7 separate regions of the Mus musculus genome follow, and regions 1, 2, 4, 5, 6 and 7 are each linked to region 3. The links are chromatin loops, found by intact Hi-C in ENCODE. Cell type or tissue: heart. All regions are shown on one strand.

Region 1 (4,000 bases), 250 kb before region 3:
AACACCATAAATAAAAGATATTCTAAGGACTTGACTATGTTTTCTGTCCCCCGAATCATTGTGTGTGTGTTGTGTGTGGTATGTGTGGTGTGTGTGTGTGTCTGTGTATCTGTGTGTGATCTGTGTGTGTGTGTGTGTGTGTGTGGTGGGGGGGGGTGTCTTATGTGTGTGTGGTGTATGTGTGTATGGAGTGGGGATGTGTCTGTGTGTGTGGTGTCTGTGATGTGGGAGGGGTGTCTGTGTGTGTTGTATATGTGTGGTATGTGTGTGTGGTGTATGTGTGTATGGTGGGGGGAGGGTTGTCTGTGTGTATGGTGTGTGTGATGTGTGTGGGGGGTGTCTGTGTGTGGTGTGTGTGTGTGTGTGCATGTGTGTGTGTGGTATGTGCATGTATCATTCCTCAGGTGCCACCCACCACTCTTTATTAGGATCTCTCATGGGGCTAAAATTGCCAAGTAGGCTGGCTGGCCGGCAAGCCCCAAAGATTCACCTATCTTAGCATCAAGATACAAGCTGCTCTTTTCTGTGTTTTGGCAGATTTGATCCCTGTCTGTATTCTCATGACATTTTTTGGGAATCCACATGTCAGAGTGAGGAACCTGGGCACCTCTAAGTGCATCTCCAAGGTTCATTTGTTAGTCCCAAGATGGCTTCCATCTCCACTCAGCATTTGAAAGGCACTTTGCCAGGACATAGTTCAACCTCTGATAGCCCTGGAAGCTACCTAGGATGTGGCCTTGTTGGAGGAGGTGTGTCACTGGGCCAACCTTTGGGGTTTCCAAAGACTCACAGAGTTCTTGGTGCTTTCTCTGCAGTTGTGGATGAAGATGTGAGCTCTCAGCTGTTCCCTCCCTCCGCTGTCATGGACTCTGATCCTCTGAAACTATAAAAGCCAACTAAATGCTTTCTTTTATAAGTTACCATGGCAATGTTGCTTTATCACAGCAATAGAAAAGTAACTAACACGGTGTCCTTCTGGGAGGATGGAATGCAGACTGGAGGCCCCATCGCGAAGCCACACAGGGACATGGAGAGAGCACATGTCTTCCCTGGTTACAAACGTACCCTGCTCTAACACCGCCTGCAGATAAACTTCTGCTGAGTGCAGGACTGACAGGAAATGCTCTGACCCTTGCATGGCTAAAGTCCAAGAACAAAGGATAGCTGGGGTGGGAGGAGGCAGCCTGGTAGATTAATGCTGTGTTGGTATTAACCAGCCCTAACAATGCAGTGATTCCCACAGAGCCATATGATGCTCCAAGGGACAAACCCAGCCTCTCTCTGTGGTGGGCTGTGATTGTCCTTTTGCCTTGTGATGGCTTAGTCTTCATTTTATTCTTGAAGGGCCCTGGGCATCCCTTGAGCTCTCCTACCCCACTGCTCCCAGGAGGTGCTCCACCAGGGTTAATAGGTCAGCAAATTCAACTACCCACAGAGATCCAGACCTCTGTGACTCCCCACAGGGAGAAACCGAGTGAGTGGTGAAATGTGAAATGAGAGCTATTAAACTGTCCAAGGTCAGGGGAGAGACACTTCGGAGATGGAGAACCATTTGGTATTCAGTGACAGAAACAGCTCTAGCCACTAGAGAGCAGCCTATGACCTGCAGAATCGACTGCATTATCCCCCAGCTGCACAACCTCCACTTCAGTCCTAAGAGGAGCAGGGTGCAGCAGAGTGCTTGGCTTGGGGACCACACCAGGCTCATTCTAGCTAACAACACACATTGGCCTCAGAGGCCCTTTGCAATCTGTGAGCCTCCAGTCCTCATCCTAGAACAAACATGCTTCCAGCCAGGGCTGCCTCTGAGGAACAGGGCAGTGGGCTCCATGTGCAGACCTATCTATCAATAAGCCAAGGAAGAGTCTGGGCCCACAAACTTCTAAGACAAGCATCACGGGGTTTTGGTGTGCTGGTGTGCCCTATACTCTGCCTGGAACTCATTGCAGGTCCAAAGAAACCAATGTAGGAAGAGAGGCAGTGCGTGCTACAGAGGCGTGAGGAACAGGGACAGCAGCCAAGGGCAGGAAGCACGAATAGGAAATGCCATCCAGACCACCCCAACTCTGGATGGAGCCAATGTACCTTCAAGGGTCACAAATGCCTGGAGAGGGGATCACACACCCAGCTAAGGTCTCCGGGAACCTGGGTCTGTCTTCTCAGAGACCTATGGTCATCCCTCCAGTTGGGGACCCCCAGGACTAAGGAACTGAAGATATATTCAGTGCTATTTTCTCTCCACTGTGGGAAAGAAACCATCTCTCTCCCCTGTCTCTAGAGGTTCCTCAAAGGTACCTATGGAAGACTATGTAATGGGCAAAGTGGGAACAAGGTCCTCGTCTGAGGCTGCTTCCTGTCAGTCTGCAGCTCTTCCTATACTTGGGGAACGGGTGGGTATGACTATTGTGCTTTTTAAGAAGCTGGTCCCAGGAACTAACCCTGTGCCACACACAGTGCTCCATACCCAAATACCGCTGGGAGAGAGCTGTTCTCCCAAGAGTGCCAGCAAGCCTGTGAGCACAGGTAAGACCACCACTTCTGCTCAAATTCCTGACCCAAGAGAGGGACCTGCCCAGAGCCATCAGGTCACAGGAACCAACGAACAGCCCAGGACAGGACGGTTTCTGTGTGCACCCAAGAAGCTGGTCCCAGGAGGGAAATTGGGGCTACAGAGAGGCAGCAGCCAGAATTTACCACTGCTAACCTCAAACTTCCCTGCCACCATGGCCAAGTTTGATTCCTCAAAGGCAGTGATAAATGTCTGGAGCTGTTCCTCAAACCTGAGTGACAATCCCAACAGGCTTCTAAGGTCCCTGACAGCAGCAGCCATGGCTCCAGATCCTGGGGCTACCACACTGGAACAAAGGAAAGAAGGGTGTTTGGGCATAAGTCCCCAGACCATCTTCCCCATCCTGTAGAGATCCACACTGCCCACAAAGGCAAGTCACCCACTGATGACTCACAGAACTGGTGGCTTCCTAAAGAAACTCAAGTCCTGTAGCCCCTTAAATAGGACCCAAAGACCTGGTTCCCTATGGAGAGACCAAGGCTAATAATGTACCAAGTCCCCAAGAAGAATGCTCAGGACAGGGTGCCAGGGTTCGGCTTAGGACACCATGTCACTTGATGGGATACAGACTACATTTGATGAACTGCTCCTCACCCAGGCCACACAGGGCCAGTGACATTCAAGAAATAGACAGGAGTGTAGTGAAAGCCAGCAGCTACTTTTAGTTCTAAGTAGCAAACACACAGCACACTGAAGTGGAAGTAGCAGTCTGTCCCTGAGTAGCAGCCCCTGGCCATACAGCCATTCAGGAAGACAGCAGCTGAGAAACTCAGTGCAGACAGGACTCAAGAAAGATAATACTATGAAGAAATGATGCTGGGAATTCACCTGCCCACCCAGGACCTTAAATATGAACAGCAAAAGCCATGTCATGTGACCACATTTTCACTCTGAAGTGTCAAAAGAATAACCCCAGGTTGAGTCACACACTTCCCAGATGTGTTACTGGCCAAGATACATCTCGAGGACAGGAAGTACAGCTTCTGCCTCTATTGGGGTGCTCCAGCTGTTTCAGAAAGAAGCAGACTCACTCAGTTTCAGGTTTTAACAGGCTATTGTGAAACTGAATGTGGGGACTCTGGGACGCCCTTCAGCAGCAGAAGCCTTGGCGGTAATGTTCTAGCCCACTCTCCACAGCAGGTACAACATTGTGTCTGATCTGAAGGATGCAGGCTTTGCAGGAAAGGCCACTCAGGCCTGCAGCAACCGGGCCAACCAAGACATGAGCCTTCAGCAGCGTTAACAAAATCCACCCACAATGGGCTGGCCTCTCTGCCTCATAGAACCCCAGTTTCTGCCTGCTTGCTCTCAATGAATTTCTAAGAACACAGGCATTATTGTCTCCCACATTTGCCTGTCAGCTTCTTGCAGAGCAGCTGCCTCCCACCCACAGGAAAACCACAAAGAGGTTTTGACTTGGAAAGGGGGGTA
Region 2 (4,000 bases), 190 kb before region 3:
TTAGTTATATATGAACAATTTACCTCGTGTGTGTGTGTGTGTGTGTGTGTGTGCGCGCGTGTGTGCGTGCGTGCATGCCTGTTGAACATGGCCTTCTCTGAGTCCACCTCTCACTTCTCAGGGTGCAGATTTGACCCACGTGTTCTGTGCCAGGGAGGCAGCGCCAGTGATCAAGTCCTACAGCCCAGAGCTGATCGTCCACCCAGTCCTGTGAGTGCAGAACAGGTGTCTTTCCCTGCGGCAGCACTGCCACACTCCTGTGTCTGCTGGGCTTCGTGACACATACCTGTCACCCCAGCTACGTATAGCTCAGGCCAGAAGCTTGCGAATTGGAGGCCAACTTGGACAACAACCCTATCTCAAAAGAAACGTCTAAAAGGTTTAGGATGTAGCTCATGAAGTGGAGGTTTGATCCCCAGCACCACAAACAAAAAGAAAGCCATAGTGAGTCACTGTTTCACATCAGCGTAAGATGGCAAGAAGGCTGGAGGAGAGACCGAGGGCTTGAGAGGCAGCGGGTGCTGTGCTGTGTGTGGGGACTGTCTCAGCGTCATTTGGGGCCTGTGTGGGCAAGGTCACCTGAGGCACTTGCTCACAATGCTTGGGCTCCATAGGGTTCAGTGGGTGGCTCTGTGCTGAGCAGTGTGTGTCCCAGGGGCTCCTCAGAGCTTCATTGATGATAGGGCCCACGTCTCCCTGGGCAGCGCCACCAAACACTGAGACACACATGCCTAAGAGAGCTCAGGGTCGTGTTCTTTTCTGTCCCACTTTGATCACAATAAAAATAAAGTGACTCAGCAGTGAGTGCACTCTGCTCTGCTCCTGCAGACGAGCCGGGGTCTATTCCAAGCATCCGCACAGCAGCTCACAGCCGTCTCTAACTTAGCTCGGGGGCTCTGACGCCCTCTTCTGACCTCTGCGGGTACTGGGTACATGTGTAGTATACAGACATACACGCAGGGAAAAATATTTAACGAAGTAATGCAGGCTTAAAAAGCTAAAGCAAGAGTAAGCCCATCCATGGAGGAGATGCAAAGGCCAGACGCATCCTGGGGCGGGGAGAGGGTGGGCCGGGGCTCAGCCACTCAGCCAACAGTCTGCACGGGAGTCACTGGTGCTGGGCCAGCCCTGACCTCTTGTGGTATTCCGGGATATGAGTGTGTGGGGTGTTCTCATGAGAGGTGGCCAGGGAAAGGGGTCCGTGGGAACTTCTGTACTAGTGTGCACATTCACTGTACACCTACATTATTTTCACGATAAAAGGTTTTAGAGCTGAGATGTACGGCACTTCCCTACGTGTTCAGGGTCCTGGGTTCAGTCCCTAGTATACTCACAACGTGGTTTCAAGTAAACAAATTAAAGCCTAGAGAAAACCATTCTGCATTTTTCTTTGTTAGTGACAGTTCCAATGCTGTTGAGGAGGTGGAGAAATGGCTCCCCAGGCTGCATGCCCTTGTCGTGGGACCTGGCCTAGGTAGGGATGACCTTCTTCTCAACAATGTCAGGGTAAGTGGTGTCCTGCCAAGCGCTCGCCCTCACACATAACAGTGGGGCGAGAGCATTTCTTTGGTTCTTGGGGCCCAGTGCATGCTGTTGGTCTTTGGAAAGCAGATGGAGTTGAGCTGAGGGGCAGAGGGAAGGGAGGCCACCAGGAGGCGGTATTGGGCTTACTGAACAGGGCAAAGCCGATGAGTCTCTTTACTCTGGAGGTTTCTAATGAGCAGCTGCAGGAAGCACAGGTTGCATGACATTTCCTGCCTGGTTTCATGGAGGTCATTAAACCTGAGGTTTGGGCAGACTTGCAGCTGGTCTATGTCTCTTCTAGTGTAAACCTGCTTACCAGGGCTCTTGGTGGTCTCTGCATCTGTCAGTTTAATGAGAGGAACGGATTCTGTACTGTTGTGACTGGGCAGCATGCTGTTGCATCTGTAGTTCATATTGCAGTGTGTCAGGTGTTTCCTCCTTCCCACATCAGTCAGCACTCGGGTGGAATCCAGTGTCCTAAGTGACTGGCTCCAGCTCTCTGGCTCTGGCGGCGCCTGTACCTTCCCCAATCTTAGGATCAGTCTCTTGATTTGCAGAAGAGGCTGGGGCTGTGGGAGCTGACCCTGTAGATCAGCAGTTCTCAGCCTCCTCCTGCTGCACCATTTAATACGGCTCCCCAGGACTGCTGCATTCACAATAAGCTCGTTCACAAGCTGGTTTAGACCTAAGTTGTCTGGAGTGCTCTCACCACACCCTGTTTCTTCTGCAACTTACTCTGTGGGTCCTAGAGGCACTTAACCTGGGGTAGGCATGTATCTCTCACTTCTAAACAACTTTTAATAGCTATCTCAGAGCTGTGTACTTACTGTTAGGCTGTGTCTTTGAGTGGCGTTTTATGTTCACACACACCTTCACAGAGCTCTGCTCCAGGGAGCCGTGGCTCATCCTTCTAAGAGAAGCATGGCTCACTGTGGCAAGCCTTTCCAGTGTCTTAAGTGTTAGCTGGGCTGCTACTCTGCTGTAACGGGGAAAACTAGAAGAGACCCTGGTGTCACATTGCCAAAGACCATGAAATCAGAAATGGACCTAAGATCTGAATTGCAGCACCCTGTGGGTTAACAGTAAAGCCAGAGTCACAGCAAGCAGGCTGATCTTTGTTAAGGAAGGAAATGGGCTTCTCTGAGGCTCATGGGCCCGGACCTTGCTTAGGAGTCTTTTGAACTTGGGCCATTGCCAGACATAATGTATGCTTCTTACCCAGGCACATTTCTTAGTGTGCTGAGAGTTTTATGTCAACTTGACACCACAAGCTAGAGTCATCAGAAAGGAGGGAGCTTGAATAGAGAAAATGCCTCCATAAGATCGGCAGTAGGCAAGCAGGTGGAGCATTTTCCTGTGACCCGGAAGCACTGTCTGCGCTTTTGCCTCCTCGTGCAGGGATGCAGTTGTGTGGGAGGCTCCTGCAGGCTTTCCAGCAGGCAGGGAGACGCTCAGTGTCAGGGCTGAACAGGGAGACTCAGATCAGCTCAATTCTGGTAACTACTGCTGGGCCAAGACTTCTTAGAGCCTGTCTTAGTCAGGGTTTCTATTCCTGGACAAACATCATGACCAAGAAGCAAGTTGGGGAGGAAAGGGTTTATTCAGCTTACACTTCCATACTGCTGTTCATCACCAAGGAAGTCAGGACTGGAACCCAAGCAGGTCAGGAAGCAGGAGCTGATGCAGAGGCCATGAAGGGATGTTCCTTACTGGCTTGCCTCCCCTGCCTTGCTCAGCCTGCTCTCTTATAGAACCCAAGATAGTAGACTACCAGGCCAGTGATGTCAGTGCCACACCAGAGATGGTCCCACCCACAAGGGGCCTCTCCCCCTTGATCACTAATTGAGAAAATGCCTTACAGCTGGATCTCATGGAGGTATTTCCTCAGCTGAAGCTCCTTATTCTGTAATAACTCCAGCTGTGTCAAGTTGACACACAACTAGCCAGTACAGAGCCTGAACCAGGCTTTAACCATTTAAGCACAGCACAATTCTGGAAAACAGAATTCAGATAAGTCAGTCCTGGTGCACAACAATTTAAGACATGCTTACAAAGTGCAAAGTGCATCTGTCTTCTTACACAAAAGTGGGTCCTGTGGACTCAAAGATGGTGCCCAAGGTTTAGGTCTATGGAGATTGAGGTAAACATAATGCCCTACGATAACACTGAAGTCACTTAGGCTGTTGTGATGCACAAGTGATGTCATGACGATGTGTTTCCGGCCTAGCAGCAGTACTCAGGATCTAGGGGAAGGATCTGGGGTAAATAAAGCATAAATCCCGGGAGGGAGACGTAGGCAGAGCCTGGCTCAGCAGGCAGCAAAGGGAGGGTCACCAGGGTGTAAACTGCAGCATTCCACGAGGAATAGCTGAGCCCGTCGTCCATCAGAGGTCGTAGGCTGTGTTTAACTTTTCCGGCTTCTCCAGTGCTTCTGTCTGCACAAGGCCTTCTTGCCCTCCACACTGTTCAGCTTGTC
Region 3 (4,000 bases):
CGGATCGGGTAAGCCACGGGGGCGGGGGGTGGGGGGGGGGAAGAGGGGGCACTCTCAGGTCATCGCCTCAACACTATTAACACATGGTCTCTCCTCTCTCCTTCACGTGGCACTGATCTTGACAGTTACATATCCCCACCAGGGAATGTGGACACCACTGTGAGCTTTTGGGAGAACAGTTTGGAAGGATTTAAAAAGCCATGGAAAGGAAATCAGCACATAGGATGGGTGCCTGCCCATAGGCCCGTGTCTCCTGCAGTGCTGGGCTCAATAGCATGTTTTATTCTCGGTTAGAGCTTCTCTGGTTTGGCTGCAGTCTTACAATGAACCCCTACTTGCCCCCTCAATATTTTGATTTACATGGGTATCCAATCTTTTGACACTGAGACACAACAATATTGTTGTCTACAAAGTTCATGCCCCAAACTGAACAATTGAGTTATCAAAAAGGAAACTGCAACAAAAATCTCATGTTGTTTTAACTAAATTTATAATTTTTTTGGTTGGATGACAGTGATGACTGTTCCTGGATGCATAAAGCCCATGGACTGTGGGTTAGAGACTCGCACAACATTAGAGACCAACATTTTGAAGGCTGCAAGTTTTCATGAGATGAATGTGTGTGTGTGTGTGTATGTGTGTGTGTGTGTGTGTGTGTTTAAAAGGGTCTCACTGTGTAGCTGTAACTGGCTGTTCTGGAATTCACTATATAGACCAGACCAGCCTCAAACTCAGAGATCCACCTGCCTTTGCCTCCCATATGCTGAGATTTAAAATATATTTTTTAAATCCTTCTTGGTCAGGATTTTCTATAACTTGCTTCTAAAGAAACCCTGAGTAACAGGAAAAACAAAAACCGAACAACTTTTGTTCAGAATTTGTAATTCTGCTGATGTCAGCTCAAAAGGAGTCTGAAAGGAGCGCAGGCTCAGTCCAGGCCCAGCACCCCTCCTGCGGCTTCTCCATCCTGTGTCTTCAGAGTTAAAGGCTCTTTGTCTTTTATGCACAAAACCACATACTCATTGTCAAACTTCATTAGCAAGAAGCAGAATTACAGAAGCCAAAAAGCAAGGTTAGTGCGTTTAAGGCCTTTCCTGGAAGCACGGACCAGGTGAATGGGTTAGGTTTTTGTTCCTGCTTTGGCAGATGCTGGGAGCCTATGGGTTTGAAGGACAAAATGACCCCTCTAACATGATCAGCTGTGCTAAGGTCTGGGAGTCTGTTACAGTGTGGGCAAAAAATGCCCAGGAATTGGGGCCAGAACCACACACATACCTCAGACGGCAGGTCTGGCTGCAGCCCTGATTCACCTGGCAACTTGAAGAACTCTGCAGGACACATGGAATCAAATCTAACCAGGCTCTCCTGCAGTTGCCTTACTATACGCTCAGCTGTGTCAGCTCTGCCCGGGCTAGAGCCTGTATTCCCCGCATCCTCTTGTGGCACTGAGATACCGAGAGCATTGCAGAGGGGACAGCTGCCTGCTAGAGCCCACTAAAACCTACCACGGAAGCAGCGGAGCCTGGAGAGAAGCTGGGCTGCTTTTCTCCACATGCCCCAGGATGGGGAGAAGGACAGGCTTACAGTAGGATGCGCGTGTGCGTCCTGGTGTGCTTCTTGTGTGTGTGGCCCCGTGGATTGGGGCTGCTTGGGTGTGAAGAGGGTGAAGGGACACTTGGAGGTGGGAGTGTGCAGAGATGGACAGAGAAGTCCGACTTGGGTGTCTTTCACTAGGCATAGGACTCCTGCTGTCTCCGAAGCACAGACAGACCCGGAGAGCCGGTGTGCTGCTGGCGCCCTCTGCTGTCAGACCTTCCATTCTACACCCCTAGTTCCAGAGATAGGAAATTCACTCAAGTCGAGAAAACTCTGGGGTTTGGAGGGAGTTAAATATTAGCGAGAAAGAGGATTTCTACATCAATGAACAGTAGAACTGGGGGAGCCATGTGTATACACAGTTCATTATCATCCCCCAACCTGCCGAGATTATATTTCTGGTACTACCGTTAAGGAACTGTGGCCCTGAGGCAGAGACAAGCCTCACTTTTAGAGATGCCTAGCATTCTAGTCTGGGCTTCATCCAGCCCTGAACACTTGGTATCTCATTGGTTACACATTGGCCAAGGTCAGTCTGCCTCTGTCCTGTCCTAAAGCGGCCTTTCCACAGAGCTGTTCCTTGAGGGCAGAGGAGCAGGCAGCACACGCGCACTCGCGCACTCGCGCATACACACACACACACACACACACACATACCTCTAGTTTCCCCAAGTTATGTTTCAGAGGCAAAGGCAGGATCACGTCTGTCTATCCTTCATGCGGTTGTTCCCAAGGAAGATGAGGAGGGTGAAGATGAAGCCACGCCTTGTTTGGAGAAGGCTGATTAACCACAGCCTGGGTGAGACAAGAGGAACAGTGTCTTATGTTCCTTGCCTTGTTGCTGTGACAAGATACTTGACAAGAAGCAATTTAGAGAAGGATGGTTTATTCTAGCTCACAGCTCTTAAGATCTAGTCCTTCGAGGCAGCTGGTTCTGTTGTGTGCGGGTTCAGAGGCAGAGAGCAAAGAGTGGGAGTGCTAAACTCACTCTCTGAGGTTTGATTCAGTCAAAGCCCCTCGAGCCAATGGTGTGGTACCATCCACATTTAGGGTCTTCCTGCATCCACCCAGTCTAGAAACTGTCCTAGGCAAGCCCAAAGGTTTGTCCTCTTAGGTGATTTTAGCTGTAGCTCGGCAAGTGCAACCATCACAAATGGCTTGGTCCTTGTGTTAAAGTCCACTTGGAGTGAAGGAGGAAGAGAGCAGGAAGCGCCATGCAGGGACTGGAGCCAAGTGGGTGTGACAAAGCCACAGACCAGATCGAGATGTCCCCACCTGTCTAGGTCCTGTGTGTGTGTCAGAAGCTCCCCGGACCCATGTGGCATGGCACCTGGCAGATCTGGACATACCGTTTCCAGAACATGGGATCTGACGTGTTGGGCACCCACACTGCAGGGATTTGAGCAAGGCAGGTGCAGGAAGGACTCTGACTGTCCCTGCAGCAGGTGACAAGGCTCTCATGGGAGAGCTGCCTTTCCTAAAGGCAGAGGAAGGAATGCCGTGTCTCCCAGGATCCTTAGCTCAGCCCTGGTTTTAACTGGTCACACATGCCCACAGCAGCCCACAGCATGGGGGCTCTGGTTCTTAAGATGGCCTCCACACCACCTAACACTTAACAGTAAATGGGACCCACAGTAAGTGGAGGCGCATCCACGCATGTCTGTGTTCTTTGTTCCAGGGGCCCCGGCGGGAGTCTTACCTGGGGAGAAGGTTGGCTTTCTCCCTGGCAGCACCCTGTGTGATTTCCAGGAATGAGTCTCCCACCACATTCGTGGCAGCTCCAGGCTGTGTCCTCTGATAATGACATCACAGACAACCCGGGCCCTCTTTGTGGTGTGGCAGAATGTATTCTTTTAATTCAAAACAATGTATATGCATATGGGGTTTTGCCTGCCTGCATGGCTGTGTGTGGCTGTGCACGGCTGGTGTCCTTGAAGTCCAGAGGAGGGCATCAGATCCCCTGGAACTGGAACTGTATACCTTTGTGACCTATCACATAGGTGCTGGGAATCGAACCCAGGTCCTCTGTTAGAGCAAAAACAAAGCTCTTAACCACTGAGCCATCTCTCCAGCCCCAATTATTTTTCTGAAAGTTATATTTACCTTTAAGAAAGACTTTATTCTTTGTGAATGTCATGTTCTGTGTTTTGATCATTTTTACTCCCACTAACTCTCCCAAACTCATCACGGGTCTACCCTGCTCTCCTACACCCCCCAGGTGGGATTTCTGTGTATTTACACACATGTCTTCCTCAAATGTGTGTTGTTGGCAAAGGAGAAGTGGCCCAAAGCCCTAACCAGGAAGCTCTTTGCAATTGATACTGAGATGCAATTGCAGCTCAGTAGAGAGGAGAAAACTCATTTTCCTCCAGTGGAGTGACACTTTTATATGCACCATGCATCA
Region 4 (4,000 bases), 66 kb before region 3:
TTTAAAAGCATTTATGCTGAGTGGAGTGTTCTTAAAACACACACACAAACCTCCTATAAAGGCGTTCACACTCATGGTAAGTAAACATCGGGCTGTAAAAATTGTACAAATTGTACTGTACTGTAAAAAGTGCAGTAAACTCTTTATAGTCAGACTTTCCCACACCGTGCACAACCCCGACACACTGAACTGCCCCAAAGCCCAGTCTGTATCTCTCTCTCTCTCTCTCTCTCTCTCTCTCTCTCTCTCTCTCTCTCTCTCTCTCTCTCGGCCTTTAAAACTGAACAGAAACCAAGTATGCGAGATAAATAACTAACTATAATAAAAGAGTCACACCACGGCTGAGCTCACCCAGTAGGTGACTAACTCAAAGACTGGCAAGCGCAGACAAGATCCAGCCAGGTCCCACTGCGCTGGCAGCTGGCTATGAGTCCACCACATTCAACATGTGCCTACACTGGCCAGGAATTTCTTCGGTACTTACTTGTTCTCCAATTTTGGACTGTCTGTTTCTCTTCAACTGACCACAGGCAGTGAAGAAGCTGTGCTTGGTTGCAAGCAATTCCTGAGAACAAACAGCACCCCGAACCTCCTATCTGTCTCCCCAAGCAAGGTAAGCTTGTCCTTACAAAGGACTGGTCACTTCAATAAACACAGATTCTCTGAGTTTTTATTGATCGGCAGGCTGCAAAACTTGCACAGTCCACAGCAAACAGACATTAGGACAGTGTTAGAAAGTGATGGCTGGCCAGGCGGTGGTGGCGCACGCCTTTAATCCCAGCACTCAGGAGGCAGAGACCGGCGGATTTCTGAGTTCCAGGCCAGCCTGGTCTACAAAGTTAGTTCCAGGACAGCCATGGCTATACAGAGAAACCCTGTCTCGGAAAACCAAACCAAACCAAACCAAACCAAAAAGTAATCGCTGGTGAGATTTCCCAAGGGAAACATACAAGTACAAAGTGGCAGTAAGATGAACAGGTGTCAAGAGAAAAGCAGTTAGTTAACCTTTAACGTGGAGCCAGGATTTGAACCTGTTAGCTATGCCGTGTTCAACCTAGGAAACTGGCTTTGGAATTGTGGAGGGTCCTTTTAAATGGGGCATCTGGTAAAAGCAAGATAGTTAGCCTTCACAATGGCCAGTTTTCCGGGAATAAATAAGCCCCATAAATTACTGGGTAACCTGAGCATCACTGGTAGGTACAACCTAGGGAAACACGCTGGAAACCTACAGGAGGGAGAGCAGTAACACATGGCCCGGCTGGGGTGAAAGGCTCAGCCTTTTCGCCTCTAAGAGCTTTCCGTAATAGTTGGAACGGGTTAACAAGATGGTTCCGTATCTTAAGACCATCCAGGTTTCAGATAGGAAAGCTCAGAACTACAACGTCCTCGCCTCCGCTACAATACTGGTCTCCAAAGTCAAGTCTACAACTCGTTCTCCGTAGACGTGAAAATGCTCCTTTAGCTTTAGATCAAATTCTGGTAAACAGTACAGCGTGAATTTTGCCGCTTTATGGCGCAGAAGCACTTCTGTGTGCAGGTTAACTAAGGCGACCACGAGAAGGTGGATTCCCAGCGACTACCTGCACCCAACTGCATGCCACCTTTCAACACCAGGAGAACGGGGCCAATTAGCGCAGCTTACACAGGACGGTCCCGGTGGAGAGGGGGCCGATAGGCATGGCCGCGACCCCGCCGTCGGCCATAGCAGGTGCAGACTTGACACCCCCGGCTACGAGGGCAGCGCCCATCCCTCCGTGCCTTCAGGGGGCCCTGCACCCGGTTTCCATTAGACAGAAGCGCGAGGCCCCCAGTTTCCTCCTCGCCACGATTCCCGAAGCCCGGCGGCCTCCGCGCAAACGGCCTCAACTGCAGTCTGCCCGCCCCGCTCGGAAGAGCCACAAGTGTGCACATGCGCCCTGGATCCTTCGGGGGAGCCGGCGAGACGGACCCCATTTCCGCCCCGCCTCCCAACACTCCCCGCGCCCCCGGAGGTCCTGGGTCGCGCGCCGCCCGCCGCACATGCGCCTTGAAGCCCTCGAGGCGCCCGCGGCGTCTGAGCAGCTTCCGCGCCCCCCACCCCCCACCGTCCTGGGTCGCAGACCGCGCGGTACCGCACATGCGCCCTGGAACTCTCAGGGGTTGCGCTGCCGCTGCCGACCGCGCTCTCCAGACACCGTGGGGTGCGCTCTGACCCTAACAGCACACCACGCGGAAAATGGCGCCTTAAAGTGCCCGCGCCCACCTTGCCGAAGTGCGCAGCCCAGTGCACGGGCGTCCAGCCGTAGAAGGAGTCCTCAGCGGCCAGGTGAGCGCGCGGCGTGTGTGGCAGCAGCGAACAGAGCGCGACCAGGTCCCCGTCCCGGCAGGCGCGGTGCAGCGGGAAGCGGAGCGACAGCAGCTCCTCGCTGGAGAAGCCTGCCTCCACGGCCGCGCCCGCTCCCGCTGACATGATGGGTCGCTAGGAAGCACGCGACTGATCGGCCAGAGGAATGTGCCGGTGAAGGCCTGCGAAGCTGCCGCCACTCGAACACAAAGGACAGGCGAGCTGCTGCCGCGTCCCATCCGCATCCGAGCGCAGCGAGCACTGAGGGCGGGACCTGAGCCACGGGGCGGAGCCTGCGCCTTGAGAGGGTGGGGCCTAACAGTCCGCTGCCTCCGACCGCTGCTGACGCCCGTGGTGGGGCGAGGCCCGCGCCTGGATAGGGTGGGGCCTCCCGCAGGTGGTGCTGAGGCTGGCGCCTGGGATAGGGCGTGGCCTTGGCTGCAGGGCGGGGCCTTCTCAGGGTCTGCGCAGGAACGCCGCCTTAGGCGTCTGGTGGTGAAGTTAGGGGCTGGGAGGCGATCACCGCTTGAGGAGGCCGCTACTGATGCCAACGCTGAAGGTGTAGGGGTTGAGGGTGGGCCTGCACGTTAGTGTGGTTAGAGGGACGAGACTTGCCGGGCAGTGGTGGCGCACGCCTTTAATCCCAGCACTTGGGCGTCAAAGGCAGGTGGATTTCTGAGTTCAAGGCCAGCCTGGTCTACAGAGTCAGTTCCAGGACAGCCAGGGCTATACAGAGAAACCCTGTCACGAAAAACAAACAAACAAACAAACAAAACAAAACAAAAAAAGGAGGGGGGAGACTTGGCTGCGACTGAAGCCTGAGGAGGCCGCGCCTGAGACCTCGCCTGAAGCCGGAGGCCTACGACCCTGGCTGTAAACCTTGCCTGGGGCAAGGCCAAAGCCCAGGCCGGCCTCTCTGTGATTGGCAGCTGAAAGCCACGCCTTAACTAAAGGAGGAGAGTCTGGGATTTGGAGCGGAGCGGCGCTCTGGTCGATTCCTGGGGCGGCTGGGCGTGACCTGGCGCTGGTGGGTGTGACCTGGAGCGGTTGGAGCTCGGCCGCAGGTTCCTGCTGAGGACGATGCCTGAGGCGCTACTTCTAAATAGAGCTGCTGCTCTGCCAGGCACACTCGCGAGTGGGGACTCAGGACTCTGGCAGCCGGCCCTGGCCTGCTTCCGCGGTTGCCTGAGTTCCTCCAATTAGTGTTTATTGGGCGCCTGCGGAGCACAGCTCCTCATTAAAAACCCGAAAACAAGGGTGCAGCCAGTTAACTTCGGTATGCCTTAATTGGAATGGATGCCAGAGAGAATCGAGAGGCCCTGGCGTCTGTAACTGTAAAGCATGAGTCACGTGAGCAGGCTGGGCACATGGTGAAAGAAATTTTAGAAAAATTGACTACTAAATTCTCTTTCCAATGGTACAATGCTATGGTTGTAAAAAATTTGAAATTTTTCTTTTTTCTTTTTCTTTTTGTTCTAATTTTGGTTTTTCGAGACAGGGTTTCACTGTGTAGCCCAGCCTGGTCTACTCACTCTGTAGACCAGGCTGGCCTTGAACTCAGAAATCCTCCTGCTTCTGCTGGGATTAAAGGCGAGCACCACCACCTCCTGGCTATAAAATTTGAAAATCATACTGAGCCATTAAGGAGTAGACACTATTCATGGAAGTTTTACTTTT
Region 5 (4,000 bases), 98 kb before region 3:
CCATCAGCCTGTCTCAAGCCTCATGACTGTGCAGATTAAAGACACATGCCAGCACCATGCCCAGCTAGCTACTTTTTCTTGCTATGACAAATGTCTCTTGGAAATACTGTGGGGAGCAAGGGTTGATCCCTTTGCTGTGGTAGGAAAGGCATGGCAGAACTCATGGCCACCGGAGGATATGCCAAGGCTGTTCACACTGTTGGACCAGGGCACTGAGGATGAAGCAAGAGTGGAGCCAATCTACAACCCTGACAGGCCAGCCCAAGTGACCCGCCTTCACCAGTCAGTCCTCACAATACCCTGAAACAGCACCCCTACATGGAGACCAGGCATTCAAACATACCAGCTGTGGTTGAATGATGGTCCACACTCAAACCACAAGATCAACGGCCACTTTCTCCTGTCAGTGTTCCCAGGCCTCCTTGCCACTTACTGGCATGCATCCTTATGTGGCTGATTCAACAGAAGCCAGCTGCTCCAGCATAAAGCAGGGCTGTTCTGGCCTCCAGTTTGCCCCATACTGACGAGTAGCTACACCCTCAAGCCCAGGTATCCTGCTCCCACCTTAACCTTGAGAGTACAGGTTCCCCACCTATGTTCTTCCTTAGATCTCGCCTGCAAGTGACCCTTTTATCTTCCCCATATAATGTGACGGTCACCAGTTAGCTTTAGTAAGTAAAATCTCACTTTGGGTCTAAGAAAGTTTTTTGTTTCCTTTCTTAAAAACTCTTTATTTGTACATATGTGTGAACCTGGGTGAGTTTTTTGTGTACCGTGTGCATGTAGCAGCCCATGGAGGCCAGAAAAGAGAATCCCCTGGATTGGTGATCATGGGTGTTTGTGAGTCACCGTGTGGGTGTTGGGAAGAGAACTGCTGAGCCCTCTCTCCAGCCACCTAGTGCTGTCTTTAATAACCTTTTCTTACTCCAAAAGATTAAGGCCCAAATAGAAAAGGAGAAAATACAAGAAGCAGGGAACCTGCAGATGGAGTGTGGCCACGTGTGAATGTCTTCCTATCTGCTCTCACGCATGCACGCGCACACACACACACACACGCACACGCACACACACACACACACACACACACACACACACACCTTTGCTGTGGTGCAGATTCAGTGTGGTGAGGTAGGGGCCACCTTCACACTGCGCACCCTCTAGAGTCAGGATGCCTAGCTGTGCCTCTGACAGGCCTAAGTCCAGCCCTGCAGCATAGACATCTGCAGGGTGGCTGCCCCTGCAGGGACAGTGGTAGGGACTCGCCCTGCCCTGGGGCCACGTGAGCTTGAATGTGGGTATGTCAGTTCACTGCAGAGATTTGGGAGACAGATTCTGTTCCCAAAGAAACAAAAAAGTCAGAGCTAATTGCTTCTGTCTTATTTTCCTAGTTAAGCATGCAAAAGAGAAATCCGATAAAAGGCTATGTCTAAATAAGTTGAAAATAGCTCTTTCGACAAGTGTAAACTGAGCATGCTAGGTGTTGGGAACACAGTGTTTTCTTGTTTAATTGGAAACCATCCTTTTCTCCCCTAGCTGAATGTCAAAGGGATTCTCTGTGGATTGTCTGCAGATGTTTCAGCCTGTCGGTCCAATGCAACCTTGTAAGACAGTGGCAGACCAAGTGGTGGTCATCTGAGAGTCACCTGCTTCAGAGAAGGTGAACGAATGGAGGACCTCAAAACCCCTCACGTCCCACCCACTGGGGACGGCTGTGATGCTTTAGCTTGGCATAAGGTAGATAATGAATCCCTCTAACTTCCGGATTGAAGGCCCATACAAGAGGCTCAAACACCACTAGTATTAGTCTGCTGAAAATACATCCTAGAAATGATTCCACCAGTGGCCTTTTGGACTGTGATGGTGGTGATGCTGCCCCCTACTGGTAGAGGAAAACACAGTCGGAGCCCTGATCTAAGACTTCCAGGTTCGAGAGGGTTAGGACCCACAGCGGGCTGGGTGCAGAGGCTGCCTGCTAATACCTGAGCCCCGAGGGGAAGACTGCACAGCCCGGTGACCCTAAAGTGACAGTGTTGGTACTTTTAGCTAGTTCCAGACAGGACTTGCTGTTTCCCTCCTACTCACCACTTCAACTCTTAATCTTTCACATTTAATTTATTTGTGTTTGTGTATGTGGGCACACCTCAGTGCCCATGCGGATCGGAGGACAGCTTGTGGGAGGTAGTTTTCTCCTACCACGTGGGGCCTGGGGGTGAAGCTCAGTTTGCCAGCAAGCACCGTTACCTCCCCAGCCATTCTGCTAGCCCACATAGTAAATCTGCACGCTTACTGGATACTCGAGGTTGTAATGATCTGAGCTGTATTAATTTGTTCTGCTGTATGCTCAGCCCCTCCTCACCGGGTTGCTTTGATTCCTGTGTACCATGGACACTTGTTAAAAGTCATTCCATTTCATATGCATAGTACTTAGGAATACATTCGCTGTGCCAATGTGAATTATGTTTCTTTCTGATTTGTTTTTTATTCTGGGCTACTTTTTTTTAAATCTGTAATTTCCCATATTAGATATTTTATTATCAGCTCACATTAATTACACATGCCATGGGCTTTGTGTGACATTTTTATACTTGTATATAAGGCTCTGGTTATATTTTCTCATTACCTACGCTGTCCCCTCATGCTGATTCCCTTCCATTTACCCTCCAAGTCTGCCTCTGTCTGACCATCTGTTCCCCCTTTGGAGTTGAAATGCTCAAAAATCAGCAGCAACATTTTTTGTTAGTCTGAGCCACGGAGCGCTTGAAAGTGTAGCTGTCTTCGTTAGGGTTTCACTGCTGTGAACAGACACCATGAACAAGACAATCGTTTTTCTCTTTATAGCCCTGGCTGTCCTGGAACTCACTCTGTAGACCAGGCTGGCCTCCAACTCAGAAATCCGCCTGCCTCTGCCTCCCAGGTGCTGGGATTAAAGGCTTGTGCCACCACGCCCAGCCATAAGACAACTCTTTTTTTTTTTTTTTAAAGATTTATTTATTTATTATATGTAAGTACACTGTAGCTGTCTTCAGACACTCCAGAAGAGGGCGTCAAAACTTGTTACAGATGGTTGTGAGCCACCACGTGGTTGCTGGGATTTGAACTCCGAACCTTCGGAAGAGCAGTCGGGTGCTCTTACCCACTGAGCCATCTCACCAGCCCAAGACAACTCTTATAAGGACAAGATTTAATTGGGGCTGGCTTATAGGTTCAGAGGTTCAGCCCATTATCATCAAGGTGGGAACATGGCAGCATGCAGGCAGGCATGGTGCAGGAGGAGCTGAGAGTTCTATATCTTCATCTGAAGGCTGCTAGCAGAATACTGACTTCCAGGCAGCTAGGGTAAGGGTGTTAAGCCCACACCCACAGTGACATACCTACTCCAATAGGGCCACATCTATTCCAACAGAGCCACACCTTCTAATAGTGCCACTCCCTGGACCAAGTATATACAAACCATCACAGTAGCATAATTCCATTTACAGGGCTTTCCAATTTTCTAGTTTAGAAAATTACTACACATCTAAAATTTGCCTCAGCCATCCCAAAATACTCCACAAACATGATGCTCCCATCTTTACAGCACCTGGGGACCATCTTCAGTGCATCACAGGCTGCTCAAAAGCCAGCCCTGGCTCATGTGCCTTTGGGTACATTAGATATTGCTGAGTGTTTGGGTAGGATCATGGCTGCCTCCACTACTGTCACAGAAAATGGTTATACGGGTGGCTCAAGGGGGTAAAGGTGCCTGCCACTGAGCCTGAAAACCCAAATTCCACCTCCAAGAAGGTAGGAGAACCAGCTTAAGTTGTCCTCTTCCCTTCCCACAGGACCTGTGGCCTACGTATGCACGTGCACATTCACACACATATAAATAATGCAGAGAAGCAATGAGAGGAGGAGGGGGAGGAGGGAAGAGGTGAGGGAGGAGCACGGGGAGAGGGGAGGGCAGGAAGGGGGAGGAGTAGCAGACAGAGACTTGTACAGGAAACCAGGAACTTGAGTC
Region 6 (4,000 bases), 84 kb before region 3:
CGTTTCCTGAGTCAGACAGTACTGGAAAACACCAGAAGGCCCACGTGGCCTTCTGACATCCAGGACGACCTGCCTGCTGGCATGAGAAGAGCGAAGAGCTTCTTTCTCCTGCCTGACCAGGAAGGGAACAATGCTGTCTCCATAAAGGAGAGGCTCTGGCTTTTACCACTTTTCCTCTGTTAGGCAAAACAGCCTCTGCTGATTTCAGAAACCATTGCTTTAAATGAACATTTGCTCTGAGCAAACTGTTCATGGGTGAGCACCCAGTGCATTAATGATTTGGCCAAAGTTATCACCACCTATGACAGAGCAAGTTCTGGGCTTGACAATATTACCTGTGGGTTAGGAAACACACAGGTGACCTTTTATTTCCAGTGAAGAAATGAACACCATAACAAAACACTTTTATATAAAAATTAGCCATGGTATTTTTGTTATCACCCAAAGATTGGGGAAAAGGCATGTGCCAAATAAATACAGCATTTTAGAAATCCTAAGTCTAAGAAAACTCAGCTCCTTTGACTTTGAAACATTAAAGTAAGGGTTATGTTGTAGTCTTCTGGACACTGTAACACATAAACTCTGCAGAAAATGATCAGTATTTTACAGTCTTCAAGGGAATGCTAGACACCAAAGCAACCAAGAGCGTGGGGCAGTTATCCCAAACTTGTCTTGAGTAGGTCACAAGCCACAGCCACCACCCTCACAGTTAGTTCCCAGCATTTCCGTGAGCTAGCTGTTCACCTGCTGCACTCCCTTCAGAGTATGAGCAACAGCATGTGCAGAGCCACCCAAAGGCCACATCAGGAAACCGTAACTGTAGACCTCATGAGAAACAAGCAAGGCACATCATGTAACAGCTTCAAATCTAACAGGGAGATTGCGCTAGTCCTCATAGCAACAGAATTTACCAAAAACACTTAATTCTTGCATCTGTACAAGTGCCAAAAATTATAATAGAACCCTTTTTTTTTTCTTCAAGACACTGGACAAGAAAGTGCAAAGTTTGAGAACTCAGAAATAGTAAGCATACTGATTCTTGCAACGACAAGGGGTTTGCATTGCTGAAACAGTATATATCTCTATTTCTTTAGGTCCAACAGAACTACTCTCCTGTTGCTTGGTGTCCTCCACCACTGGGGTGTTGTTGCAGCTAACAGGAAACTGTCCAGTCCCACCTGATACAGCAGCACACTCTCTGTCCACGTGCATTCTGTCGGCATCATCTTCAGCCTCTCCATTTGCTAGAGGCATGGCGTGATCCAGGCTGGGAACTGCACAGAAAACGAGGTTTTAGATTCCGTGTCCATAAAGAAAGCAAAGACAGTGCTTTGCATCGCTTTTATCTACACTACAAGCTTTACAACTCTCAAGTAATTTAAAGAAGCAAAGATCACTAGTAAACCTTTATATTATTGTGAAATTACTTTCTACAATAAAAAATATGCAATTTCAGCTCAAAGTCACACATTCCAGATTTTTGCTCATTTTCTTGATGCCAAGAGTCTTAATTCTCAGATGGTTCTTTTGGGGAACACAGAGAGTTGTATAACCTGCAGATAATTCTAAGTTTTCCTGCACCACCCCCTCCACAAGTGAGTTTAATGAAATTTACTGAAGACAATTCTTAATATGAAGCATTCAAAGCAATCATGACATTTAAAATTCATCTACTAATTTCACTAAAAAATTTATGCAAAGGGTTATGTTCAAGTACAGTTTATCCACAGGCTCCCACTCCCAGCAATGTCCAGATTGAGCTCCCTGAAGAAATACAGGAACCTGAAGGCAAACACACAGGCACAGGCCAGAGGACCCGGGAGAAAGGAGCTGGGCCACATTCTCTCCCCTTCCTTAGACTGCCACCCTGTGCCCAAGAGTGGAAGTGCAAAGATATCACCACCACCACCATCATCATCACTCTCCCCTCATCTGTGCCAAACCTGACAACCCTCAGTGAGGACCAGCCCCTCTCTAACAAATGGACTCTTAATTCTAGTAAGAATGGTTTAAAAAAAAAAAAAAAAGTTCCAAAAATTGCTACTACCCATTGCTTCACTGGCACATACTTCAGTCTGCTTTTCACTCAGGAAGAGTGAAATCACTGTCCAGGTGTGGTTCATGCAACCAAGAAACAGAAGCAGGCAGGTCTGAGTTTGAGGCAAGCCACAGCAAGTTCCAGGTTAGCCATGGCTACAGAGTAGCCTGTATGTATCAATCAAAAGAAAAGAGACTAAAATGTCATGTGCAGGAAATTTTATGAACTACATTATCACGAGGTTTTAGATTCCGTGTCTAAATAAAATAAGCTAGACCCTGAAAAACAAAATACTGCTTCTTACATGTAAAATTTAGATTTACACACACACACTTGGGGGAAAAGTCTAGAGGGAAGGGGAAAACAGCAAGGGCCATTACACACAAACATATTACACGTATGAAAATGCCACATTGGAGCCTATTATTTTCTATGCTAACTACTTCAAAAGATCTTTTTTTTTGAGACAGGGTTGGAGCTCAACTCAATTTGGGTGGCCTTGAACTCAAAAAGATCTACCTGCCTCTGCCTCCCAAGTGCTGGGATTAAAGGTGTGTGCCACCAATGCCCAGAAGAATCTTTTATTTACTGTTGGCTACAGACACCTTGGGCACTTGTTTTGAGCCTGGGGTGCCTCCCTTCTGCGTGTTCACAAACAGCACATTTACACACTCATAAGCTCATACTTGTTAACATTCCTTTAATAAGTACCTACAATTATTTCTGGGTCAGAGACTACAAATAAAGCAACTCAGCATTCAAAGTTTTCATAACGGGAGAATTTCACAGCTTTAGGCCGTCCTCATTTCAGAGGCACAAGAGTCTTTCCCAATTATTGATTATCCAGCTGAAGGGGTAACAGATGCTCCCCAGGGTGATGTTTCCCCAGGACCCGAGGACAGCGAGGACAGCGAGGCCACGGTTCAATGCTCATGCCCAGCCTATTGTCTCTAATCAAACCCCAAGCACTCTTGAAACACACCTGCTAGAGGCTAGACCCATACTCAGCATCTCAACAGGCCTTGTACAAAGTGACAATTATAGGTTCTTGTTTTTGTGCAAGTTCACATCTCTGAAAATTAGATTAAATACCTCTTTAGCTACTGACTAGAAATGCAGATGTGGGGTGTTATCTATATTCTCAGCACTCAGAAGGTCGAGACAGAAGGATCATGAGTCTGAGGGCAGCTGGATCACATAGTGAAACTCTGTCCCCAAAATAAAAACAGCCAACAAATGTGAAGGGCATTTTCTCTGCCTGCAGCCACAAAGCCCCAGGAGAACAGGGACAAGATTTTCATTCTCCATGCCCCAAACCTAGGGCAGTTTCCTTATCATGGAATGAAGCTCACATCAGCCAAGAAAAACAAAACATAGGAAGGTAACTCTTCCTCCAGTATTAAAACCATCAATGATTGTTGATCTCAAACAGGTCTGGGGGGTGCAGTAAGACATGGATGGAACTATACCAGCACAGGGCAGAGGAGCCTATCACCATAGGAAGGCACTGATCCAGCAGGCTGAGCAGGAGTGAAATTCTTCCATAGTCTACAGCTTAGCATCTCATTTTCTGAGTTGCTAGGAAAACAGATCTTGGCTGACATCTTCATACAGGCTCTCTCTTCCTCCTGCCTATGAACAGCTGTTCAGCATGCTGCACACAGTCACCATAGCTATCATCTACTTTTCAAACCGCAAAATTGATCTCTCCCAATCCTAACGACACCATGTTTGGATTTGACATGTGTACCACCCCACTCTCCTGTCACTGGTGTTTGTACTTGTAGTCTGTCATTGCTGAAGAAGCAATCTAAGCTACATCTGAGAAAGCAGCCTATGGATGTCTCAGTGACCCACGTTTATTCTGCTTGGGTTTGGAAGGGAAGCGAGCACTACCTCACCCACTCTAGGGGAACCTGACATCTTTCCCTCTTAAAGTACATGCATTTACATGCACATAAC
Region 7 (4,000 bases), 150 kb before region 3:
CTACTGGGATTAAAGGTGTGCGCCACCATTGCCCAGCTGTTAAAAATTATGTTATTTTTGATTATCTTGTTTTATTTCATGTGCATGTATTTTGCCTGTGTGTATGTATGTGCACCATGTGTGCATCTGACGGTTGTGAGCCATCATGTGGGTGATGGGAGGAACTTAGTTCATCTATAAACAAGTACTCTGAGCATTACATCATCTCTCCAGGACACAATGTTTACTACTGCTACTATAGTGTCTGTGGTATGAATGCTCTGTGTGTGTGTGTGTGTGTGTGTGTGTGTGTGTGTGTGTGTGTATGTGTGCCTCTCACACACACAGGAGAGGCAGATGTGCAGAATGTATGTTGAGGTCAGAGGACAGTTTTCGGGGCTTGGTTCTCTCCTTTCACCAAGTGAATCTTGGGGATCAACCTCAGGTCATCAGGTTCTTACAAGAGGTGCCTTTACCCAGGGAGCCATCTTGTGGGCCCCATCAGCTTTATTCTTGAAAAGAAATGGGTTACAGTATAACACGCTACTATGTAACTTCCAAACAGTGTTCTACAGTTGATGCTTGGTTCATAGGGAACTAAGCCAAGTACTTTCTTACAAACTGGGTCCCACCTGGAGGCCCAGAAGGGCCTTGTGAGACGCAACAAAAGCAATCACATCAGTTTGGGACACTGTATTGCCTTTTTTAAGATTAAAGCTGTTGGATGAGTTTGCATGTATTTAAGTGTGTAAAAAATCCTGATACAAAACTCAATGTCAAGACTGTTTTGTTCTTGTTGCTTTAGGTCAGGGTTTCTCTGTGTAGTCCTAGCTGTCCTGGAGCTTGCTCTGTAGACCAGGCTGGCCTTGAGCTCACAGAGATCTACCTGCCTTTGCCTCCAGAGCTCTGGCATTAAAGGTGTGCGCCACCACTGCCAAGCAACAAGAGCTTTTTACCACTCTTGTTCTCTCGGATTGTCCCCACTACCCCAGTGCTGGAGGCAGAGACAGGTGGACCCTGGGGACGAGCTTCCCGGCCAGCGTGGCCTGTTTGTGGACTTCCAAGGCAGTGAGAGATTCTGTCTCAAAACAGACAGAAGGTAGCACTTGAGGATGACATCTGAGGATGTCCTCTGGCCTCCACACTTGCGTTTCATTTAGGTCTAAAAATACCCAATTAAGGATGCTGGCGAGATGGCTCAGTGGTTAAAAGCACTGACTGCTCTTCCTAAGGTCCTGAGTTCAAATCCCAGCAACCACATGGTAGCTCACAACCATCCGTAATGAAATCTGATGCCCTCTTCTGGAGTATCTGAGGACAGCTACAGTGTACTTACATATAATAAATAAATAAATCTTTTTAAAAATACCCAATTAAAACTGTGCAAGAGTCAGGCAGTAGGCGTATACCTTTTATCTCAGCATTCCAACAAAGACAGGGACATCTCTGAGTTTGAGACCAGCCTGGTCTATAAAGTGAGTTTCAGGACAGCCAAGACTACACAGAGAAACTCAGTCTCAAAAACAACAAACAAACAAAAAAGTGCAAGACAACAACTAAAATATCAAGAGATGGGAAATGTCAACAAATACTGCTCCAATGCTCCCTGGAGTCTAGCAAGACAGTATTCGGTCAGTGGGTCAGTGGTGGAGCACTTAGAACACTTGGGGGCGCTGTGCTAAGCGGCACTTCATAGACATTTCCAGAAACTGCCATGAAGATGTCATGTTGTCATTTCTGTCTTCACTCAAAATAAGAACCATGATTCCAGCAAGAATGTGATCCGTCCAAGACCAGGCAATGATCCCCCACTGTTGGATTCGGGTCTCTGGACCAACCTTAGAAACATCTAATTCGCAAACGGGTCACTCTCTATTCCTTCACAGTAACTCCAATGGGTATGCAACTCCAAACAGCTATGAAGACCAAAGAGACCAACATTCCGGTGTCTCACAATTCCCAGAATGCAATCATCACTCAGTTCACTTAACAGATTATAAAACAAGCTAACAGTTTACTCTTTGCACAATAAATAACCCTCTGACTTTGTCAAAGGTTCAAATCTAGGAAACTCACCAAGCATGGCCAAGATGTGCATGGTCGTACACAGTCGGTCCACAGCTATACCTGGGAACATATTAAGATCCACCATGTGAGATATGTAAAAGGAGCCCTAAGTCTTCCTTAACAACCTTCACTGAACACGCGCGGTGTTTAAGTGACGCTCGGGAGACCACGTCAGGCTTTCAGAATTGACTTGCCCCTGCGCACCTTCCCGCCCCGCCTCGCTCCGCCCTGCCTCTCCCGGCGCACGCACCAGGAGACTGCGTCCGAGCGGGCCACTATCAGCGGCTCCTTCCTGCCAGTGAGGCTGTTATGCACCTGCACGCCGGTGTCCTGGCCTTGCGGCCGTTGCCATGACCGCCCGCGCCGCCCGAGACCCAGCGCGGCCCGGAGCAGCAGAGCGCCGGGCCCAGGCCCGCGCGCCCGCAGCATATTGGGGACAGATCCAGCGAACAGGCGGAAGGCAAGATCCTGCAGGCCAGGCCCAGCCGGGCGAACCAGAAGCCACGCCCGTTCCTCATGGGGCTCCGCCCACTCCCGGAAGAGGCTACACTCTGCCTGAAGTCTGGCAATATTTAGGCATTTGGGCACGGTGGCAGCGGAAGAGAGGCGGGAACTTCGAACCCTTCCCCATTTTAGCGCAGATCTCCTCGCCTTTCCTTATGGGTAACTTGGGCTCGGTGTACATCATTGTGTCTGCTGCTGGGACCCGGTGTGCCCCGCAATATGTACCCAATCTCAGCACACCACTCCAACACACTATACACCATCCCGCGGTCATCATGTCCTCATTTAAACACCTCAATATGTGCGCCTTAACACACCCTGTACCCCATCATACGTACAGCATATCTGCAAGTATGTACCTTGCCACAATCAGTACGTGTAGATCAATACTACATACCAAACTGCTGTCTGCAACCCTGTACATGCAGTATTTGTGTACTTCTTACTGTTCTATGGGCTTAGAATGAAAGAACCACACCAGGAAATGATCCTTTCCTCAAGAACCTGTAACTGGAAATGCCTGTTGGAGAAACGACTGCCCTTCCAGAGGACCCGGGTTTGAGTCCTAGCATCCACACGGCTACTCAAAAGTTTGTAATTCTTGTTCCAAGAGGGGCCAAGGCTTCTTCTGGACTCATCAGACACTACATGCATGTGGTCCGCAGACAGACATCCAGGCAAAAATACCGTTACACATAAGAATAAATCATTTAAAACTTTTTAGAGTCAAAATAGTGGCATCCATCGATAATCAAAGATTTTGGGAGAGAGATACAGGAGCAGCAATGAGTTCAAGACCTGCCTCAGCTGCAAGAGACCCTGCCTTAAAAACAAATGAAAACGAGAGCAGAAGTCTATCGTTCATCTCTTGAGGACTGTTTGGAGTTACATTCAAATTACCCCCACAAATGCACCCCTACTGGTGGCTTACAAAAGTAAAGAGTCCTTTGCTTGTCCAGTCAAGTCTGTCTGATACTAAGCATGCTCAGGTCTTTCAGTATTTTTGGTCTTCCCCACCCTTTTTTTTTTTTTTTTTTTTTTGGTTTTTGGAGACAGGGTTTCTCTGTGTAGCCCTGGCTGTCCTGGAACTCACTTTGTAGACCAGGCTGGCCTCGAACTCAGAAATCCACCTGCCTCTGCCTCCCGAGTGCTGGGATTAAAGGCATGCGCCACCACGCCCGGCCTCCCCCCTTTCTTTGATGCTCTCTTGAAAGGCAAATGATTAGGCAGACATGTTGTTCCCTACTTTTTTCCTGAAAGTTCTGTCCTCTAACTGCTTGCCCGAAGCTAGACTTCCAGGTAATACAGACTGTGTTCTATGCACTATGGTAGTCAAATTCGTGGTCTCCAAATGTCCCAAGTTCTCCAGGAATATCATTCTTCCTCACAGTTACCTGCCATCGTGGCAGTTTGTCATTGTAAATGTGTGTGCACTTATTTGTCTCACTTC

What was found. A loop is a pair of places that touch in the nucleus more often than their neighbours do. Peaks named below come from ENCODE experiments on the same cell type or tissue, not always from the same donor. Only the 100,000 strongest peaks of a DNase experiment are listed, where the experiment ranks them.
Region 1: a loop joins it to region 3, with 3 times the contacts of the local background. A loop is called at or near these places in 10 of 42 quality-filtered maps.
Region 2: it touches region 3 in a loop (8-fold over the local background); 9 of 42 quality-filtered maps call a loop at or near these places.
Region 4: a loop joins it to region 3, with 4 times the contacts of the local background. A loop is called at or near these places in 19 of 42 quality-filtered maps.
Region 5: it touches region 3 in a loop (7-fold over the local background); 10 of 42 quality-filtered maps call a loop at or near these places.
Region 6: it touches region 3 in a loop (3.0-fold over the local background); 11 of 42 quality-filtered maps call a loop at or near these places.
Region 7: a loop joins it to region 3, with 4 times the contacts of the local background. A loop is called at or near these places in 21 of 42 quality-filtered maps.

What each region holds. Positions count from the first base shown.
Region 1 is chr8:11,449,254-11,453,253 of GRCm38, forward strand. Col4a2 (collagen, type IV, alpha 2) reads left to right here. Exons shown (of 48, transcript NM_009932.4): 48 at 1-34. Among named protein-coding and RNA genes, the nearest start is that of E230013L22Rik, 27 kb to the right of the region's middle. In heart, a CTCF peak has its summit at 1,580 (motif pointing right); DNase peaks (open chromatin) are centred at 1,055 and 1,678; H3K27ac peaks cover 583 bases.
Region 2 is chr8:11,505,310-11,509,309 of GRCm38, forward strand. Naxd (NAD(P)HX dehydratase) reads left to right here. Exons shown (of 10, transcript NM_001190357.1): 4 at 122-210; 5 at 1,398-1,506. Among named protein-coding and RNA genes, the nearest start is that of Naxd, 9.8 kb to the left of the region's middle. In heart, a CTCF peak has its summit at 1,655 (motif pointing right); a DNase peak (open chromatin) is centred at 1,652.
Region 3 is chr8:11,698,738-11,702,737 of GRCm38, forward strand. No RefSeq gene overlaps it. Among named protein-coding and RNA genes, the nearest start is that of 1700128E19Rik, 16 kb to the right of the region's middle. In heart, a CTCF peak has its summit at 1,808 (motif pointing left); a DNase peak (open chromatin) is centred at 1,784; H3K4me3 peaks cover 465 bases; H3K27ac peaks cover 1,088 bases; H3K27me3 peaks cover 657 bases.
Region 4 is chr8:11,633,169-11,637,168 of GRCm38, forward strand. Ankrd10 (ankyrin repeat domain 10) reads right to left here and starts at 2,589. Exons shown (of 6, transcript NM_133971.3): 1 at 2,243-2,589. The coding sequence starts at 2,449. It overlaps Mir7238 (microRNA 7238), which reads right to left and starts at 2,568; the gene lies at 2,526-2,568. In heart, a CTCF peak has its summit at 1,931; DNase peaks (open chromatin) are centred at 417, 1,993, 2,623 and 3,323; H3K4me3 peaks cover 3,844 bases; H3K27ac peaks cover 3,487 bases.
Region 5 is chr8:11,600,305-11,604,304 of GRCm38, forward strand. No RefSeq gene overlaps it. Among named protein-coding and RNA genes, the nearest start is that of Mir7238, 33 kb to the right of the region's middle. In heart, CTCF peaks have their summits at 1,884 (motif pointing left) and 2,084; a DNase peak (open chromatin) is centred at 1,887.
Region 6 is chr8:11,614,637-11,618,636 of GRCm38, forward strand. It overlaps Ankrd10 (ankyrin repeat domain 10), which reads right to left. Exons shown (of 6, transcript NM_133971.3): 5 at 1,179-1,274. Among named protein-coding and RNA genes, the nearest start is that of Mir7238, 19 kb to the right of the region's middle. In heart, a CTCF peak has its summit at 1,876 (motif pointing left); no DNase peak of the experiment used is centred here.
Region 7 is chr8:11,548,203-11,552,202 of GRCm38, forward strand. It overlaps Cars2 (cysteinyl-tRNA synthetase 2 (mitochondrial)(putative)), which reads right to left and starts at 2,569. Exons shown (of 15, transcript NM_001359137.1): 1 at 2,297-2,569; 2 at 2,056-2,106. The coding sequence starts at 2,475. In heart, a CTCF peak has its summit at 1,644 (motif pointing right); DNase peaks (open chromatin) are centred at 1,679 and 2,549; H3K4me3 peaks cover 1,612 bases; H3K27ac peaks cover 1,282 bases.